Linked DNA regions of Homo sapiens: region 1 is linked to region 2. A link is an interaction called in ENCODE POLR2A ChIA-PET data of the cell type or tissue named here. Cell type or tissue: OCI-LY7. All regions are shown on one strand. Each heading gives the region's core, and the rest is flanking DNA. Links, peaks and the distances in the headings are about the cores only. Region 1 has its middle 280 kb from the start of LINC01507. Region 2 has its middle 12 kb from the start of LINC01507.

The links. ChIA-PET counts read pairs that join two places held together with the same protein. Peaks named below come from ENCODE experiments on the same cell type or tissue, not always from the same donor. Only the 100,000 strongest peaks of a DNase experiment are listed, where the experiment ranks them.
Region 1: POLR2A ChIA-PET joins it to region 2 with 5 read pairs; 2 of 35 experiments call an interaction of 5 or more read pairs at or near these places.

Annotation. Positions count from the first base shown.
Region 1 is chr9:80,096,981-80,107,759 of GRCh38, reverse strand. No RefSeq gene overlaps it. Among named protein-coding and RNA genes, the nearest start is that of LINC01507, 280 kb to the right of the region's middle. In OCI-LY7, for the core only: no CTCF peak of the experiment used is centred there; no DNase peak of the experiment used is centred there.
Region 2 is chr9:79,807,357-79,818,135 of GRCh38, reverse strand. No RefSeq gene overlaps it. Among named protein-coding and RNA genes, the nearest start is that of LINC01507, 12 kb to the left of the region's middle. In OCI-LY7, for the core only: no CTCF peak of the experiment used is centred there; a DNase peak (open chromatin) is centred at 5,355.

The sequences.
Region 1 (10,779 bases), core at 874-8,873, 290 kb before region 2:
GAAGATTTCCATTCTGCTTCTTGCCTTAGGCATTTGATATGGTGTTTTCTCTGCTCGGATTATTTTTCCCCTCCTCTTCCTTGCTCTACTTACCTCTGATTCACCCTTCAAATCTTAATCATCCTATCTTCACAAAAGCCTCTCTGATCCTGCATCTTGATAGCAGTAAGTGACCATCTTTCACAGAATACTGCATAGTTTACAATTTTACATTCATTTATATGATAATTTGACAAATATTTTTTCCTGCACTAAAACAGACCTCCTCACTGTTGGAATTTCAGGCTAAACAAGTCTTTGTTTTGAGGGAGGCGTGTGCAATACTGTGCATTGTATGATGTTTCGCAGCATCCTTGCCCTCTACTGGCCTCTACACACAAGATGCCAGTAGCACCACTCCCTCAAGTTGTGACAATTTAAAAAATATCACCAAACATTGCCAAATGTCCTCTGAGGGAGCAAAATCTTCCTCACTGCCCTAAATGAAATCACTGCCCTAAAATGAAAGCTTCGTGAGAAGAGAAGCTCTGCTGGTTATCTTCCGTTTGCCACCCACCCTTATCCACAGTCCACCCTTATCCACTGTCCAACCTTCTCCACCCTTCTCTCTGCCCCAGAAGCTGCTGATTCACATGCACTCTATCAACAGGCTTCATTGTCCTCTTGCTTCCAGTTGGGTGTGATCAATGTGAGGCATTCTCAGGAGACTGGAGGACAAGGACAAAGTGAGATGGAGATAAGTGTCCTAGTTATAGTGGGTTATCATGGTTAGATGGCACACTTGTATCCAATGCCTCTGTTTCTGTCAGTTTCTCAAAGCAGCTACTTTTCCTGGTAACCATTTTCCACTGTAACTGCCTTAGAACCCAACACCGTGCCTTGCTGGTTTCCTGAAATCCTGCCCATACCTATGTAAATAATTCTTCTCAAAGAAGATCTACTCAAATTGTTCATTTGGAGTGTACCTTCTCTTTCTTGCTGAGACTCTGACTGATACAAAGACTATACATATATTTCTCATCATTGAATGTGCAGTGTTAATTGCAATAAGCTCCCAGTATAAATATGTCATATGAATAAGCGAAATGGCAACTGTTTATTCTCCTTCCTCTGACCTTCTGCCCTTATCCACCTCAATGTTTCACTGGACCCAAACTCAAGAGTCCTTACCTGGTATAATTCACGGGCTCCAAATTAACCGAGGTCTTCCAAGACATACTCAAAATTAACCCACATAGCCTAATACCTATTTCTAATTCCTGCTATGCCTAATTCTGTAACACACCGTTACCTCTACTCTTTCTCTTCTTAGAATCCTTCCTGCCAATAGGTCAAATTCTTTGTTGAGTTTTGCTACACTACCTAGCCTGATACCAATTATGGTCAACCAAATGCATTCAGGTAAAGTTTTGTCTTATAAACTAATAACATTTAATACCATATCTATAAATTAATAGGAAGACTCACTTTCAGGTATGACTCTGATTTTTTCAAAAATTACGAAGGTAAAACCATTCATCGCTTCTGCCCCATTTCAGAAGACTGCTGGTTCACTAGATACTGTGATAATATTTTTTCACCTAAAATAGTTCCAACTCAAGCAACATTTCATGTATATTTCACAAATCCAGCTGCTCATCTCTGGAATAAATAACATTTGTTTTAGAGAAAAAGCAAATACAGACAAGAAGCTAAGTAATTAAGAATTTATTATAAGTGTTTAGATTTCTCCCAAATTCTCAATTCCCAAGCTTTCATGTGTATGCGTGCTTTCTTGACTCACAAATTCTGATCTTCTCCTTCTACTGTCCTTTTCTTGAGAATCAACGAAAGACAAGTCCTAACAACATTTTACTAAATAGGACAAGTAGTTTTTCTATGTTCACATGGAAGGCTATAGTTTTTAATTCTTTAGTTTTTTTAGCTAAAAAAAAAACACCGTTATTTAAATATATCAAGATGTTTAAAACAAGCCTTACTTTTTCTGAAAAGTCACAGAGCTTACAATTTTTTTTTTTTTTTTTTTTTTTGAGACAGAGTCTCACTCTTTGGCCCAGGCTGGAGTGCAGTGGCACGATCTCAGCTCACTGCGAGCTCCACCTCCTGGGTTCATGCCATTCTCCTGCCTCAGCCTCCCTAGTAGCTGGGACTACAGGCGCCCGCCACCACGCCCGGCTAATTTTTTGTATTTTTTTTTTAGTTGAGACGGGGTTTCACCGTGTTAGCCAAGATGGTCTTGAGCTCCTGACCTCGTGATCCGCCCGCCTTGGCCTCCCGAAGTGCTGGGATTACAGGCGTGAGCCATTGCGCCAGGCCTCATTTTTGTATTTTTAGTAGAGACAAGGTTTCACCATGTTGGTCAGGCTGGTCTCGAATTCCTGACCTCGTGATCTGCCTGCCTCGGCCTCCCAAAGTGCTGGGATTACAGGCATGAGCAATCCCGTCTGGCCTCAGAGCTTACAATTTTATTGATAAAGACAAAATCTTTTTATATCTGTAGGCTTTTCTTCTTCTTTTCTTTTTTTTTTTTTTTTTTTTTTGAGACAGGGTCTTGCTCTGTTGCCCAGGCTGGAGTGCAATGGTGCAATCTCACTTCACTGCAACCTCTGCCACCCAGATTCAAGCAATTCCCCTGCCTCAGCCTCCCAAGTAGCTGGGACTACAGGCACCCACCACCACGCTCAGCTAATTTTTATATTTTCAATAGAGACGGGGTTTCACCATATTGGCCAGGCTGGTCTCAAACTCCTGACCCTGTGATCCGCACGCCTTGGCCTCCCAAAGTACTGGGATTACAGGTGTGAGCCACCGCACCTGGCCTATCTGCAGTCTTTTAAGAAAATGTAGAAAAATGAGTGTAAGAAAGACAAGTACTCCTAGTTCTTCTACAGAGAAGGGAGAGGAAGCTACTAGTTCCTGGAAAATAAAGTCTAGACTAACTTCATTGCTTTGTTTTTCTTGGGAAGAAACTTGTTTGTGCCTATCTTTATTATACTCTTTCCTAGTCTCTCTTACACTCTATGACAAGAGGTCATTCCAGAGTAATTTACATGAGAAAATGTGATTACTATAAAGTCAAATGTAAAAAATAGAAATTATGTAAAAATGTAAAATAAATAGTGGCATAAAGAAATTGTACTGTGGAAAAATGAAAATAGTAACATTGGCATGGCAGTTTTGTGGAGAGTCTATTATTTAAAAACTCAATATTTTAACAATAAATTAAAGGGAAAAGCATAAGAAAGGGAAAGTTTCTTCTGTAGACTTTAAACTCATTATGGATATTGTATTAGTCCAGCTTCACACTGCTTAAAGAACTACCTGAGACTGGGTTATTTATAAGGAGAAGAGGTTTAATTGACTTACAGCTCCTCATGGCTAAGGAAGCCTCAGGAAACTTACAATCATGGGAAAAAAGGAAGGGGAAGCAAGGTACGTCTTACCATGGTGGCATGAGAGAGAGAGAGGACAAAGGGGGAAGTGCCACAGATTTTCAAACAAACCGATATCTTGAGAACTCACTATCACCAAAACAGCAAGGGGGACGTCTACCCCATGATTCAATCACCTCCCACCAGGCCCCTCCCCCAACACATGGGGATTACAATTCAAGATGAGATTTGAGTGGGGACACAGAGCAAAATCATATGAGGTATGATCTATTTGATTTTGTGGCCCTTGAACTTGGTTTATAGCAGGCTCTCAATAAACATTTTGTAAATATGAAATGAAGGTTATCCCACTTTGGTAAGAGTAAGATCATTTGAACCATCAGGAACAAAGTAAATAGAGACAATAACTTTATTTCCTTTGGATCATGGGCTACTTTTGTGCATTCTACATAATTCAATAACCAATAACTTTTTTTAAAATAAAGACATCAAATTAAGCTCCTCAAAAAACGTTTTTGACTGGCTTCTGTGCATGAAATGAATAAATTAACTAAGATACTCTTTAAAGTCCCCTGGATATTGTCATGATTAAAAAGGAGCAAGTTTGGCTACCCTAAAGAGATGAATAAATTTAGATAAGATGTAGACTAAAGTTTCACATCTTCTTAACTTGAAATATAGATAAAAATATAAAGAGAAGACAGGGCCTTCTCTAGAATATGTCTTGAAGTGAATCCAAGTTTTCTTCCTTCTTTCTGTGACAGTAAAATAAATAATTTGGGGTTTGAGGAAATGATGAAACACATTTTTTAAATTTCCAAAAGTATTTTTATATAAAGTTTCAAATGTACAGTAAAGTGGAAAGAATTTAACAGTGAACACCCATATACCTACCACCTAAATTCTACCATTAACTTTTTGCTATATTTACTTTACTACAGATCTATCCATTCACAGATACATATCTATCCATCCAACCATCAATCATCTCATATTTTAGTGAAACTGCAAGTTCAACACATATATTTCTAACAACAGTTTAATTAATTTTTCAGTAGTTTTCTTCTTTTGAAATTAAATGTACACATAGCGAAATGCAAAATTCTTAAGTGTGTATCCACTGAGTTTTGATTTACATCTTGGTATTTTAAACCCCTATCAATATATAACAGTCCATCATTCCAGAAAGTTTCTCACCCTCCCTCTATAGAAATACTCATCCCCCCTCTAACCCTGAGATGCCTATTGTTCTGATATTTTCTCCCTTTGTTCTAGTGCTTTGTAAAGAAAATCATATGGTAGCTTTTTCTAGAAATTTATATTAACGGAATCATAACATAGGCACTCTTGTCTGTATGATTTGTTACCTTCAGGATAATGTTTTTGAAATTCACCATGTTGTTGCATGTAACAACATTATTTTTCCTTTTTTAGTGTTGAGTAGTGTATTCTATTTTATGAATACATCACAGTTTATTGACACTGCAGCCATTTCCCATTTGGGGCTTTTATGAATAATACTGCTATGACTACTCATGTATAACTTATTTTATGGACATATATTCTCATTTGTTTTGGGTAAAAATGGAATTGCTTGGTCATAAGGTCGATAAATGTTATAATTTATAATAAACAGCCATCTATTTTCTTAAATAGATCCTACCATTTTATATTCTCTCAACAATTTATGAAAGTTTCATTTGTTTCATATCCTCACTAACATCCAGTGTTGCTATTCTTTTTCATTTAAAATTAGTTACCTGCATACATAAAAAGATTAATTTAGACCCTTCACATAAGACACAAAAATTAACTCAAAGTGGATCATAGACCTGAATGTTACTTCTAAGACTATACAACTTTTAGAAGAAAACACAGGAGAAAATCTTTTTGACCCTGAGGGTTAGGAAAAGATTTCTTAGATACAATACATAATAGTATCTTATAATACCTAGAAAAGCATGGCTTATAAACAAAAAAAATTTTAATTGACTTTATCAAACTAATAAACTTCTGTGCTTCAAAATTATTAAGAATATGAGAAGATAAGCCAGACACTTGGATGAAATATTTGCAAATCCTGTGTCTCATAAAAGACATGTATCCAGAATATATAAAGAACACTGACAATTCAATGATAATAAAGTTAGTGGCCCAATTTAAAAAATGGGCAAATAACTTGAATAATTATTGTTTCAAAGAAGATACACAAATGGCAAGCAAGCATGTGAAAAGATATTCAATGCCATCTGTCATTAGGAAACACAAATCAAAACCACATTGAGATATCACTTCATACCCACTAGATGGCTATAGTAAAAAAGATAATAAGTATTATTGAGATATGAAGACACTGCAACATTGGATATAGAAATGTAAAATGGTACAACCACTTTGGAAAACAGTTTGGCAGTTTCTTAAGGTGTTAAACATAGATACAACAAACAATATGACAATTCCACTCTAAGAAATGAAAACGTGTATTTACAAAGGCTTACACATAAATGTCCATAGCAACATTATTAGTAATAGCTAAAACATAAAAATACCCAATATTCATCAACGGGTGGATATATAAACAAGATAAAGTATATTCATATTGTCAAATGCTATTCAGCAATAAAAAGGAATGAACTGCTGATCACATAGCTATGATATAGATGAATCTCAAAATTATTATGTTAAGTAAAAGAAGCTAGGGACAAAAGCTACATATTGTACAATTATATTTATACCAAATGGTCAGAAAAAGTAGATCTATAGAGATAGAAAGTAGATTAGTGGTTGCCTGGAACTGGGGGTTGGAATAAAAATAACTACAAATTAGTATGAGGTATATTTTTGAGGTGGTGAAAATGTTCTAAAATTGGATTTTGGTGATGGCTGCACAATTCTGTAAATTTACTAAAAATCATTAAGGTTTACATTTTAAATGGATGAATTTTATGATATGTAAATCATGTCTCAATAAAGCTGCTTTAAAAAAATGTTTCCACAAAGAAAACTGCAGGTCCAGATGGCTTTCCTGTGAATTCTACCAAACATTTGAGAAAGAAACACCACCAATATTACAAAAACTCTTACAGAGAATATAAACATAGGAAATGCTTTTTAAATAGTTATTTGTAGGCCTGAAAAGAGCATAACAAGATGGGAAAATTACGGGCCAATTCCATGAACATGGATACAAAATTTCTAAACAAAAATTAATAAATTGACTCTAACGTTAGATAAAAATAATAATATATCACAATCTAGATGGGTTCATGTCTAGTAATAACTGAAAATCATTCCATGTTTTGGAGGATGCAAAAAATTAATAAAATTCAATGTCCTTTCATGATAAATGAAGAAAGCCCTCTTAGCAAACTAGTAATGGAAGAAGCTTCCTTAATCCATTAAAAAGTATCTATAAAAACCTTATAGCAAACGTAGAGCTCAATGATGAAATACTGAAAGCTAGTCACCTGAGATTATGAAGGAGATGAGAATGCCTAGTATTGTAATTTCTAGTTAACATTGACCTAGAGATTTTAGCGGGTGATGTTAGGCAAGAAAAGAAATAAAAGGTATAAATAAAGGTTTAAATAAATGAAGACTGGGAAGCTGTCATTATTTACAAGTGATTGTGTATGTAGAAGGACCCAAATTAGCATTAATTTATGAATTTATCAAGGACAGTGGATAAAATCAGTATGTAAAGTGAGCATCAGTTTTGTCTCTGTATACCAGTAACCCAAAACTAGAAGATGGATTGTATAAAAGATACCATTTATAATAGCAAAGATTTCAAGGCACTTTGAGTGATAGCCAAAATAAATAACAGATAGCAGAATTATATTTAGTAGGACTTCAGATATCAACATTATCAAATGAAACTGTGAAATAACTGTATTTCTACATTCAAATAAAAATGACTTAAAATATAAGCAAGAAAAAAGACTATAAAAAGACAAAAGAGATATAAAAATTAATAATACTTATTTTGGAAGTTAAAAAATTGATATAAAAATGTTAACAGATAAATTAAATCATAGATTATACAGACTGAGATATTTAGTTTATGCAGAGATATAAATACTTTTTCTCTAAAATGTAACATAAAACAAAATCGATGAAAAATATTGAAAAGAAGTTAAGAAGCCAAGTGTGTTGGCTCACGCCTGTAATTCCAGCACTTTGGGAGGCCAAGATGGGAGGATGGCTTGAGGCCAGGAGTTCAAGACTAGGCTGGGCAGCATAGTGAGACCCGGTCTCTAAAATTAAAGAAAAAACTTGGCTGGGCATCATGGTGCTATGTCCCTGTAGTCCTAGCTGTTCTAGGGCTGAGATGTGAGTATTGCTTGAGCCTAGGAGTTCAAGGCTGCAGTAAGCTATGATCATGCCATTGCACTCCAGCCTGGGCAAGAGAGCAAGACCCTACCTCTAAATAAAATTTTAAAAAATACAAATAAAATAGAAATAATAAAGAAGTTAAGAGACATGGAGATCAGGATGAGGAATTCTGGAATGAGGAATGTAACTTTTGAAGAGATAGTACCTGAGAATTTTTCAGAACACTAGAAACACACTCTTAGGTATAGATATTCGTGAATATTAAAAAATATATAAAAAATATTTTTGAGTGAGCAAAAAAAAATTATGTTACAAATATATACATGTAGTTTGGTTTCACATGTAGAAACTTAAAAAGCACACAGAGCTAAATGATCTAACATTTAGGGACTCATCAAATATCATTAAACTATTGAAAAAAGCAAGAGAAGAGAAGATGCCATTCAGGGTAATCGTGATCTTTGAATGCTGAAGAAGAAATGGGAACCATCCACAGAGCTTTTTTAAAGAAAATCACTGATGTTCTACACATGAAGCTAGGTGGTACATACATGAATATTTGCATTGCTATTTGTATTTATATCCTTCAATATATATGAGCAGTTCCAGGCACTTCTCAGAATAAACTATGAATTGCTTTCTAAGATATGAATGCAAAACATAAATTAAAACAATAAGCAAGCATTTTCCCCCGTTAGATTCAGGCAAACATTTTAAAATGTGATAATATAGAGTTGACTAAAGCATAGGGAAACAGACATTCATACATTGCTGGCCAAAGTGTAAGTTGGTTCAAACACTTCATAGAGCATTTGATAGTATTGTCTGTAAAACAAAAAATATTACAACTCATGCCCACCTGTGGGTACTCATTTAAACAAACTATGGCACATCCATTCAATGTAACACTATGTAGTCACTAAAAATAATGAAGTAGGTCTATATGTGTTGATATAATGACCTCAAAGAAGTATTAGCCAGTAAAAATAGCAAGATATAAAACTGTGAATTTATAGTATGCTGCTATTTAAGTGAAAAGATAAATATATGTATTTTATGTTTGTAGAATCATGTAGTATTTCTAGAAGGATAAAATAAAAATAAAATAAAACAAAAATCTGGTAAAAATAGTTGATTCTGGGAACCAGTAGGATAGTGACACTCGGCTAGCAGGTTTACTGCCTTTTCACAATCATCTCTTTTTTTAACCTTCTGTATCTTTTATCACATGCTAAAAATTGCCTTTCAATTGGGAAAAAAAGACATTTTGTACAAAGATTCACATATGTACAGAGGTGTAGTATGAGCCTAATATGGAAGCAATCATGCTTGTCAAAGTCATTGTAACAATACCTTCTATATTTGGAATTTATTTGTAACTAAAGTAATAATTCCAAACCATTTATAATAACAAAAGTGACTTTTTATTTTATCAATATTTTACACTACTCAAGTGTTATCGTCAAGAAAAAAAACCATATTGCTTGAAATTTCTAGTGCTTCCTGGGTTTATCTTGCTCAGAAATAACAGGGGAAAATGCTGTTTCAAACATTAAAAAATAAAGGTTGGCTGAATCTCTTCTTTGAAATGTATAAACATAAAAGCAAAAAATGGAAATAATTTTAAGATACCTATTTTGGGATTCCTTCTCTAAAGTGGGGTGTGTTATTTAATTTCACTTTTTATCAGTTGTACATTTGGGGGTCAAACTTTCTACAATTCCATAATGGAAACTGCCACTCTATTTTCAGAGGCGCAGATGGTGGAAAAACATTTCACAAGTAAACCATTTTATTTGAGTGGAACTGAATTAGCTTTTCCAACCCACAATTTCCAAATACGATGTCAGAAATGAAATACACCCTTCTACACCCTAGTGATGTGGCTCTGGGAAAATCATGCCATCACTCAAAAATACAGACCTTTTTCTGCAAAATGAGGACCCCAATGCCTTTGTTATACTGATGTGAGGATTAAATCACATGGCATATTCCTCTGAAAGTACCTGCAGGCTGCCTGGCACACCTTGAGATACCCCTGCCTGGCTACTTCTCAGAATCACTGGCCAGCACCTAGCACTAATGCCCAGGCCTCATAGAGACCAATCAAATCAACATCCCTGGCCCTGGGCCCTGGCATCTGCATTTTTCCAAACTCCCTGAGTGATTCTCATATGCAGCTAGAGTTGAGAACCACAGACTTACACCGTACCAATTTCTATCATATCCATCAACTGTTAAAAACACTGACAATTTGACTGATAAAACACCGATGAAGTTGTAAAAATCCACAAGCAAACAAACTGAGTAGTCATCCATTTGCAGTGGCATGTCTGCATATTTGACTCAAGAAACAAGAAACGCCTACACCAACCTGAGCAGATGCCACTTTATCAGCCTCTAGCTATGTAGCAGGTAGACGTGACATGTTAAGAGAAGAGTAGGAAGAGAAGTAGGAGGAAAGGAACTTGTATTTAAAAAGCAGAAAACCTGCTATTGTTTTAATGTAGCAGAAAAGATATACAACTGAGCATGCCACAGGTATCTGTTGTGGCAGGTCCAAATCAAGCCTAACCTGCCATAATGTTTTTCATAGCAATAACAGCTACTCTTAACAATTGCTACCTATCTCCTTACCTGCAACTCACTTGGAACTCTCAATTTCCCTTTACTTGTTCTCTATCTTTTCCCACAGTTTACTAATTATGTTTTATTGATTTACTCTATATTTGCATCACAATATGAACTTCATGAGAGTAGCTGTAAGGTCCTAGTTATCTCTTACATTATCACATTTTCTTCCTAAATTTCTCCAAAATGAGATATCTATCCCTAAGGCATGAATTTTTTTTTTAAATAAGAAGAGATTATGCCATGTATCAAAGTGTAGCACAATAGGAAGAACACAAACTAGAAGAAAGTGATGTATTTTGAATCAATTATTTTAAAAAGAAAAAAAATGTGTTTTCAATTGTTGTATTTTCCATACACGAGACATTCTTTCACATATGTTGGCCTATTTTGATTTAAAAAAATTTTTTCTCCAATACTG
Region 2 (10,779 bases), core at 1,254-9,253:
ATTGTTCACAAAGCCCCAGACAATAATGAAAAATAAGCAAGAAAATGATAAATTCATCAAAGTTGTGAGAATATTCGAGGAAAAAAGGAATTTCCTGAGGTAACTGTCCTTGACCCGGCTCTTTAATCGAGTGAAATTTCATCACTTTATCTAATATCATGCTTCATGCTTCAGGCTCCCAGCAATACTATTTTAGTGTGGTCTAATGGGCAGCTGACACATCCACTCAGCACCAGACTGCATAATATGTGCTGACACACTGTGTGGCAAGCTGCCTTGCAGGGGCTGTTTATTTGAGACTCGCCAGGAAGAATGTCATCACAAAAAGGTTCTTTATAATTCCGGGCTCAGCTTTCCGGGACTGGGTGGACTTCCCACTTTAAGAGGTCTGGGAGCCCTTGCAGGAAGGCAGGCAGTGATTTGGGTGGCTGTGCACATTTGACTTTAGGTGAGAGGTTGGGAAAGCCCCGGTTATGGTTGTCTGAAACCTGAATCTAGATAGTGTAATGAAGAGTGTCATTCTAACGGCTTTTCAGGCTGCTCTTCTCAGAACCTCTGATTCAATTTGATATTCTGAGGTTAACGTACTGTATTGGGCCTGAAAACAGGAATGCACATGAAAAGCTTTTATACTTATTCAGTTCAGTAAGCATGGCAAACTCATCAACAGCTATTTGTACACTGTAGGCATGATGGGACTTACTTTGATGTTCTGATTTATGCTTGCTATTTTCCCCTCAGTATTACTTTGGAGTTGAAATGCACTTAAAAAAAAAGTCAGCTTTTGACATAATAGCTAAGGATATTATCATAAATGAAGCAACACACACATGCACACACAAATATAGAAATGCCACAATCTTTGACTCTAAATTTCCAATGTAGACAAACTTCAAATTTTTAAAAAATATAAAGGAGACTAAAGATAACTAGATGAAATGTGGGACCCCGGACTGAATTCAGTGCTACAGAATGGAAAAAATGCTATCAAGGACATTATTAGGACAACTGACAAAACATGAACTGTAGATTAAAGTATTGTATCAATGATAAGTTTCCTGAATTTAATTATTTGTTGTGGTTATGTAAGAGAATGTGTTTTCTTAGACAATTCACAGTGAATTAAAGGTACTAAAGAGTATGAGGCATGATGCATACAAATTACTCTCAAAGGGTTCAGAAAAATTTAATTAGAGAAAGAGGGAATGACAAAGGATATGTGGCAAAATGTTAAACATTAGTGAATTAGCAGAGCAATGCAAAGTAATTCTTGTCGAGAGGCAGTAAATAAATTCTGTCAAGTAGAGGTTGTCTTCCTTCCATTTCTGCAGAAGAAGCTAGCTTGCATCCATATGCAAATGTATTTTGATATTCCTGATCTATAAATGAACCTTTGAACTAGCTGTAATATTTGCCTGTTTCCCTCACTAATGATGAGCTAAAACCTCTAGCACGTGTTCCTTCAAAATAAAATTGGTGAATCCAAATAAAGTCCTTAATTCTCTAAACCAGTCTTGTGACACTTTCATAAGTCCAAAATCATTGCAAAATAAATATTTTCTAAAATTACTATTCACAGCAAATAACGATGGGTGGGGAACTGGTGTAAGAATAAATACCTGCTGCATGTGCACGTATTAAATAGAAATGTGCTTTACAGGGAGATAATGTGCTTACCCCAAAATTGTGGCACCAGTAAGGTTAAGCAAGCTATGGTCAGTCTAATGCTACCACGACTCTGACCATAATGGAGTTCTGTGATTTGTGGCCTCATTAGAACCCTGGGATGGCTATTTAGATCTCCATGTATGCTATGCCTTGCTTCACCTCACAACCTTTATATTTAAGAAACTGGAGTACAGTAGCTTTACATTTCCCAGAAAGATCAAATTTAATCTCAAATGGAGTAAGACATTTCTATCTTATGGGAAGTAAGAAGTCACACTGGGACTGGCCTAGTGATCCCCACAGTCTATCTAGGGAGGAAGAGTCTTTTGTCACAAAATACTGGTAGTTGCAGTTAGGGAGGAAGAGCATGGTGGGGTGGGATGTAAAAGCAGCAAAGACATCTGTCCATCAAAAGGTTGAAAGCAGGGCATTTCTTCAGTGGTGAAATAAGAACATTGCTCTGTCTTACAAATTCCAACATTTACACCACAAACATTTTTCCCTTTAAGCAGGAGTGCTTTAGTAAGACCGATCAAATATCCCTTCCTCAGTGATTTACAGCTTTGCTTTTTTCTAGAAAGCAATTAGTACTAGTAGCAGTATAATAGGAGCCATAATGATAATAGTCTTTATATTAGATTGAGCCCTTACAATGTGCCATATACTCTGTCAACAATATCACATTACCCCTTCATTCTTCACAGTTCTCTGAACCAGATATTATTAGCCCCATTTCGCAAAGCAGTAAACTGAGGGACAGGGAGGCTAAGTGATTTGTGACACCAAGAGCTAAGCAGTGGCAGAGTTAGATTTCATATTAGGTTAAGTCTGGTTCCAAATCCAGAATGCTTGCATTTACACTACACAATCTCTAGAACACAGACTTGATGAAAACAAGCTTACACATTACTTTATTAAAAGCTCATTGGGCCAGGCATGGTGGCTCACGCCTGTAATCCCAGCACTTTGGGAGGCTGAGGCAGGTGGATCACCTGAGGTCGGGAGTTCTAGACCAGCTTGACCAACACGGAGAAACCCCATCTCTACTAAAAATACAAAATTAGCCGGGAGTGGTGGCGCATGCCTGTAATCCCAGCTACTTGGGAGGCTGAGGCAGGAGAATTGCTTGAACCCGGGAGGCGGAGGTTATGGTGGGCTGAGATTGTGCCATTGCACTCCAGCCTAGGCAACAAGAGCGAAACTCAATCTAAAAAAAAAAAAAAAGAAAAGAAAAAAAAATGCTAATTGAAGAAAACAATATAAATTAGGTGCTCACAATATGGTACTGTTCATGTCATGGCCATGGTGATCAATGGTCTTGTGGAACATCATGCCAATGAAATAACTAGTTTAAATAAAGCAGGTAAATTATTTTGAGCGAAGACTGCAAAGCGGGTCTATTTCCTTTTATTTCCTTAGATTAGCTAAAGTTACTAAGAACAGAAAAAAGGAACTACTCCTTAATTTTCCATTTTGAAGATTTTTTTTTTTTCCTTGAGATGGAGTCTCGCTGTCGCCCAGGCTGGAGTGCAATGGCACCATCTAGGCTCACTGCAACTTCCGCCTCCTGGGTTCAAGCGATTCTCCTGCCTTACCCTACGGAGTAGCTGGGATTACAGGCGTGCATCACCACGCCTGGCTAATTTTTTGTATTTTTAGTAGAGATGGGTTTCACCATGTTGGCCAGGCAGGTCTCGAACTCCTGACCTCACGATCTGCCTGCCTTGGCCTCCCAAAGTGCTGGGATTACAGGCATGAGACACCGCGCCTGGCCCATTTTGAAGATTTTAATACTCTACTTGGAGAGACCTTGTATTTCCTAAAACTATAAAACAAAACTGTCAAATTATGATAAATTTTTTAATGCAAGCATCAAATGTTGTTGTTTTAGTAATGGTAATAAACGATATCAACATTTTTTCTAGTAACAGCAATAATTTTTCTAAAGGGGAAAACTTTAATTTATAATGGCTTTTGCTAGCCAAATCATGGCTAGAAGTATTTGGGGTCTGATATTTTAAGTAAATTGATTGTATCTCAAAATTAATCCTGTCCACCATTTTATGTGACGGCCAATTTTCCTTAATTACAGGAAAGTATCAAGTCTCGTCAATGAGGTTTAAAAAGGTATGAAAGAACATAAGTCAAATAAAATGGTGACTTTAGATATTATTTCATTTGTTGTCTGCCTGTTGGGTCCTTCATTCAGCTAAGAGACAAACATTTATTAAATGTGTTTTGATTCTTGCTCTCAATAATCTTAAAATTCAAAGATCAGATACAAATAAACAGTTAGCTGTAACAGAGGGCAAATGAAAGTACCCAATAGAGAATGTAACAAATAAAAATTACTTTTTTTGGAAACCGTTTCTCACTCTACATGATTCTGCCTGTTCATCACATGACCCTACCTCCTTCATCATAGAGACAAGCTTATGACCCAGACTGGCCAATCCGATAACCCAGGCTTCCCAGAGACAATGATAGCCCCAAGGTAGACACATGTCCCACCTCCAAACAATCCAAGTCATATGACGAGTTGATATAAATGCTGTGAAAGAGGATTTCTCTCCTTCGGAGATTGAGAGCTAAAAATACTATGTAAATCTGGAGCTTCTGAGAACCGCTTTCCCATCATATATGAGTGTAGGGTCTGCTTAAGACTGAACCCAACATGGAGAAAATCAGAGCCAGGAAATATAATAAGGGACAGATCGCTGAGAACATTAGCCAGGCACTGAATTCAGCCAGCCGAACTACTGGATTTTCAGTTACTTGAGCCAATAAATACTTCTTTTATTTACTCTCATTTGTATCTTTCATTGAAAACTAAATTGCCTCTCCAATACCAAGATGATGCCTGAATGGAGAATGATTGAAGTGTAAAACTTTTTCCATCTCTAACATCATATTAATTTACTTCACGTAGGGGATAGAGGAAAGAACAATTACCTTCAGCTGAGTAATACACTCAGGGTTTCATGGAGGAAGTGATATTTGAGTTGAGCTAGGATTTCCAAAACTGTAAAAGCAGAGTAAGGACTTTTGGGATGAGGAATTAACATGAACAGAGACAAAGAAATGTGAAACTATCCAGTGCATTTGTGTAACTCATTGGTACAGAAATATAACAAGGAAGGGAGGAGAAGTTGAGACTGAGATGGTATTTGAGAAGTCAATGATAAAAGATCTTGAATATTTACCAGGTACTCCAAACTTTTGTTATATAAGCAAATACAAACCCCTGAAGGGTTTGGAAGAAAAAAACAATTCAGGATGTATCGTATTTCCTGGGAAAATAATCCTGCTAACAGCCTAAAGAAATAATTAAATTAGTGAAGATTGGAACGGAAGGCAACCTAGGACCTAGTGACAGGCTTGGTGAGAGGTGTTAAGGACATAATGAAAGTGCCTAGAGGGATGGATAAAAGCAGATATATTCAAGAGACATTTTAGAAATAAAATTAATAGAGCAGGGTAACTAATGTTAAACCTTTTAAATGATAATATCTGCCAAGAGATAATTTTAAAAAAGAAATTGTGATCTGACGAAGTTTTGAGCCAACAGTTTTTAATGGTTCAAAACACGATCTTTCAGGCAAAGTGGAACTAACCTTTGAGAAATGCTTAGAAATGATCCAAAACAGGCAGATGTACTACGCTCACTCTAGTATCAGGAAGTGAAAGAATTTTACTTCTAAGTTTTGACTTTATAACACATTTTAAACTGCAGACAAATGAGCTGGCATAATGATAGAGTCACAAAATGAATTGCAAGTTGAATGTTAAATGATGCTTGCTTCCTTTGGGTTTTCGTGTGGTCGGGCTTAATCTCAGGACAGCAACCAAATGCGGGTGCAGACTGTCTTCATTTCCTTCCTTCCTCCCTTCTCTTTTCTTCCTCTGGCTCTCTTCCTTTTTTCTTTTCTCTTTCTTTCTCAGTCCATCCTCTTACTCCTCCATTATTATTAAATTCTTAGCTAGATTTAGACAGAAAACTTTTTATTTTCATAGTGGAAATTAATCAGCATGCTGTTTTAAAGCAACACAAGAAAAATTAGTAAAGCTTTCCCTGACTTTAAGAGTGGGTGACCTTTTCAGTTTTAATGCAGCAAATATTTATAGAGTGCTAACAATGTGGCAAGCACAGGGCCGAGTGTAGTCATTGTCTCCAAAGTCTCAGTGCCCAGAATCTTTGCTTAGAGAGTGGTGACTCATCAAATTTAATAATTAGAAATTTTCTATTTCAGCGAAATTACACTTCTAATCATAATACGAAATTTTAGGATGATTTTCTTTCCTGAATTGACTATATTATCATTTGAATTCAAATAGGGAGTATGGCAACATTCCAGAAATTTCCATAATAATTTTTCTAAAGGTATATGCAAATGTTGATTTCAAGTTGTAACCCCTGGGATCGGGGGTGGTGCTTCATAGCCGGTCTTAACTTTCAGGTGGCTGGTAAGCATTCATCGGTCATATTTAGTTAGGCATTGAACTTAACAAACTGTAGTATTCATTACTTAGTATGAAATAACAAGTACTCAGGGCGGGCATGGGGGCTCACGCCTGTAATCCCAGCACTTTGGGAGGCCAAGGCGAGCAGATCACCTGAGGTCAAGAGTTCAAGACCAGCCTGACTAACATGGTGAAACCCCGTCTCTACGTGGCACATGCCTGTAATCTCAGCTACTGGCAGGGCTGAGGCAGAAGAATTGCTTGAACCCGGGAGTCAGAGGTTGCAGTGAGCTAAGATCATGCCATTGCACTCCAGCCTGGGCAACAAGAATAAAACTCCGTCTCAAAAAAAAAACAAACATAAAACAAGTGCTCATGTCAGGGAGGGACAGCAAGTGGTAACTACAGGATGACTGAAGTTGAAGGGAGAACAAAAAGGAAATCTAGTTGTCAACACCAGAAATCAGTTGGCAACCATCACCCATTAGCTACCTCAGTGATTTTTTTTTTTTTTTTTTTTTTTTTGAGACAGAGTCTCGCTCTGTCGCCCAGGCTGGAGTGCAGTGGGGAGATCTCGGCTCACTGCACCCTCCGCCTCACATATTTAAGCATTCTCTGCCACAGCCTCTGGAGTAGCTGGGATTACAAGCGCCCACCACCATGTCCGGCTAATTTTTGTATTTTTAGTAGAGACGTGGTTTCACCATCTTGGCCAGGCTGGTCTTGAACTCCTGACTTCGTGATCCACCTGCCTCGGCCTCCCAAAGTGCTGGGATTACAGTGATATTTTTAACTGTACCTAAATCTAATAGCATTTTTAAAAAATAAGAATTAAAATTTTCTTAACTCATAGCATCTTTTCAGGTAAATACCACATACTATTATTATTACTCTAAGTAATCATCTAGGAGTTTAAACTTCACACAGATAATGTTTTCTTCATCTTCAAAATGCAAAGAGGAAAAAAAATGAATTCCTGTAATCATCTTCAAGTTCTCCCTCAAAAAAATGTGGGAAGCTGGGATACAAGCCAAGAGAAAAATCCCATTTTAGAACTTCAAGATCAAGTACCTAGGCCAAGGGTGAAAAAGGCATCCTTAAAGAGACCAAAGTCTTAGAAACCAGTTCTGAGAAATTTGTAAGTTTTCTTACAAAGTTGAACTTGGCCAGGCGTGGTGGCTCACGCCTGTAATTCCAGCACTTTGGGAGGCTGAGGCAAGAGGATCACTTGAGCCTAGGAGTTGGAGATCAGCCTGAGCAACATAGGAAGACCCTATCTCTACAAAAGATATTTTTTAAAAAACCAAAACACCTAGCTAGACCTGTTGGCACTTGCCTGTAGTCCCACCTACTCAGAAGAATGAGGTGGGAGTATCGCTTGGGCCCAGGAGTTCCAGGTGGCAGTGAGCCATAATCATGCCACTGCACTGCAGCCTGGGCAACAAAGTGAGACCCTGTCTCAAAAAATATGTACATATATATAAAAACAAAAAGTTGAACTCATCAAACTGTCCCAGATGAACAAACCAGTTAACACTATTAAAAACACTTTTCAATAAAATATAACTTCTAAATTATAAATTACAATGCCACACAGATTAATGCATTAATTAAAAAATGAAAGATATATGTCACTCAATCAAAATTCTTGAGTTTTCAGATCTTAAAGAAAATTATGTTCTTACAATTTCCTTTTTCAACTTCATAATCAAAAAACAGTTTAACAAAAGGCAGAGGAGAAATCTGTAACATGCATTAAACTTTCACTTTCATTAGCAAAACAAACATTGAACGAATGTGCTTTTACCACATCTGCTTAACCTTGAAGACTCTGTATTTTTTTCACTCTTCTTCTGGAAGTTTTAAATGGCAAAAACATTCCTGGTTTCATTTGCAGTCTGAATGAGTAATTTCAATGATAACAATGACATTTGAAATATTTGTGGTTTTGTGCAGCCTTTCCTCCAGGAATAATAAAAAAGCCAAGAACAGTGAATAATCCAAAGAAGACCTTCCTTAAGAATCATAGAGGAAAATAAAATCCTGTGCAAAAGTCATTTGTTTTGGCTGTGTAGCCCCATTCAGAGTGGAATTCATACTACCCAGACTTTTTTTTTGGACAATTAATTTATTAATAATAAATTTAATTAAACAATCAATGAATCAGTATTTAGGTCTCCATTTCTGAGCTGATAATATTTGTCCAGCAGTGGTTAAAGTCCAGTTGTTATTTGTTTAAATTTAGACTTATATAGGTTCTATATGTTCAAGGGATCTTTATCTTTTACTGTCCTCTCTGTTAGCCAACATTCGAGCATGGGAATTGGGGAGTGGTATGTGATGTTCTAGTTCAAAGGACTTTTTAGCCAAACTGAGCTTAAATATGTACATAGGCATATTTTAAGTTGAGTACACAGTATTAGCTGGTCTCTCAAGCTATATATTTTTAGATAAAAAGCACTTATACTAAATACAAATTCTTTCTGAACTAATCAGACCACCAACCACAATGTCAAAACGCTTTTAAAGAAACTTCACAAAAATACCAAGCTTAAATTGTCTCCTTTACTTGTAGCAAAATGAAATAAACAAAGAAAAAGGAAATTTCCCCCAAGCCAACACATAGACAGGAAAAGACTTCAGAAATCCAGGAGGAATGACAAACATTTTTAAAATAACATTGGATTTTAAATTAAAGTCTTAACTAAAAGTGTTCTAAAAATCAATGTGTTCCGCTTAAGGGAAAGAGGGAGGACTCCAACACACTTCTAAGCACACAGTAGGCACTCAAGAAATCACTGTTGATTGCTAGCAAAGCAGTGACAAAAATCTTGTGTTTTTCTAGAATAGAAGCTGAATCAAGGTTTTCTCTCTGTCTGGATAGTGTGGATGTTCCAGAGAGTGTAACGGTAAAAGGACAAGAAAGTAAGAAAGAAGCACTTAAGGGAGTGAAAGAGAGACTTTGGAATTAGCAAAGACAAGATCCGTTTCTCATTTCCCTATCCCTTCACAAAAGCAGGGGAGAGGGACTAGTTATCTCATCATTCTAATAAAGCAATTGATCTAGATATACTCTTAGAGGGCCATAAAGTGCCCAGTAGACAGCATTCAATCGATTCTCACTATACTGTTTTATAATTTTTTGAAAAAAATGATGGTATTTTCTCTATGTTCCTCATAGCATGGAGAAAGATCTAAGAAGGACCTAAGAGCTCCCTAATCAATTGGTCCTCATTGTTCCAGGAAGTTAATGGATAAGAGATTGCTTCCAGTTTTGAGGAATTATTGAGTCATTCAATTCTTTCACCTCTCCAGATCCTTCTCAATATCCAAAAGTAAATAAAATGCAGAGATAGTGGGACCACCAGAGGAACTCTCCTCACTGTTCCTTTAATATCCAGTTGAATGGCACTGTCTAGTCTCCAGGTAAATATCATTGCTCCATGCATGCACTTTAGCCATATGTGGAGAAGGTGTAACCCTGAGAAGGCTGAATAAGAGAGAAGCTAAATAATCACAGTTATAGACAACACAGAAGATTCTAGGTGGCACGTTCTTAAAAATCGAGGACTTTTTTTTTTCCAAGCTCACTGTTCAAGCAGGTAGACAATACATGCAGATTCATTGCACTCTAGACACAGCCACCAATGTTTCCCTGTCTTAAAGCGTTACCATTAAAAAGGAATTATCCTACTTAGGAAAAAAGGCTGTGTGTATTTAACTTGAAAACAAGATTTGACAAGGTGACCATCTGTTTTCTCTTTCCCACTTAATTACAAAAGGAATGGCACTTGAAGCCAACCAAAATACCCAGGGAGGAATTGGGATTATGACATATTCATTTTCTCTGCAAAGTGCAAACCTAACACTTGCTCATATGGCCACATTGAAGGGTAGCAGAATTAGCGCAGCTGCAACTGATCTCCCACCACAGCCACTGGGACTGAAGTTAGTTAACCTGAAAACCTGATGCCACTCAATGTAAGCACACTGAAGGGCACCCAAACCATTGGTAAAACCTCCCCTTGGGGAGGAACAAATGCTCCACTGGATAACACCTCATTTCACCAGCTTGCATGGGATCATCTCTACTCAAGGTCTGAGTTTCTTTTCTTTCCTTTTCCTTTTTCTTTTCTTTTCTTTCTTTCTTTTCTTCCTTCCTTCCTTCCTTCTTTTCTCTCTCTCTCTCTCTCTCTCTCTCTCTCTCTTTCTTGACGGAGTCTCGCTGTGTCTCCCAGGCTGGAGTGCAGTGGCACTATCTCCGCTCACTGCAACCTCCTCCTCCCGGGTTAAAGCGATTCTTCTGCCTCAGCCTCCTGTGTAGCTGGGACTACAGGCACGCTCCACCACGCCCTACTAATTTTTTGTATTTTAGTAGAGATGGGCTTTCACCATATTGGCCAGGCTGGTCTCGATCTCCTGACCTCGTGATCCGCCTGCCTCGACCTCCCAAAGTGCTGGGATTACAGGTGTGAGCCATGGTGCCCAGCCCAAGGTCTGAGTTTCTATCAGCAGAGTTCGTTTGGTGATATATGCTTGAATCCAATTGTATAGAAACAACCCCTTGCAATGGAAAACACAGAAGACTAAAAGTCACAAAATCTAGGTACCAGTTCCAGGTAAGTCAACTCCTTACCTTTGTGGCCCCAA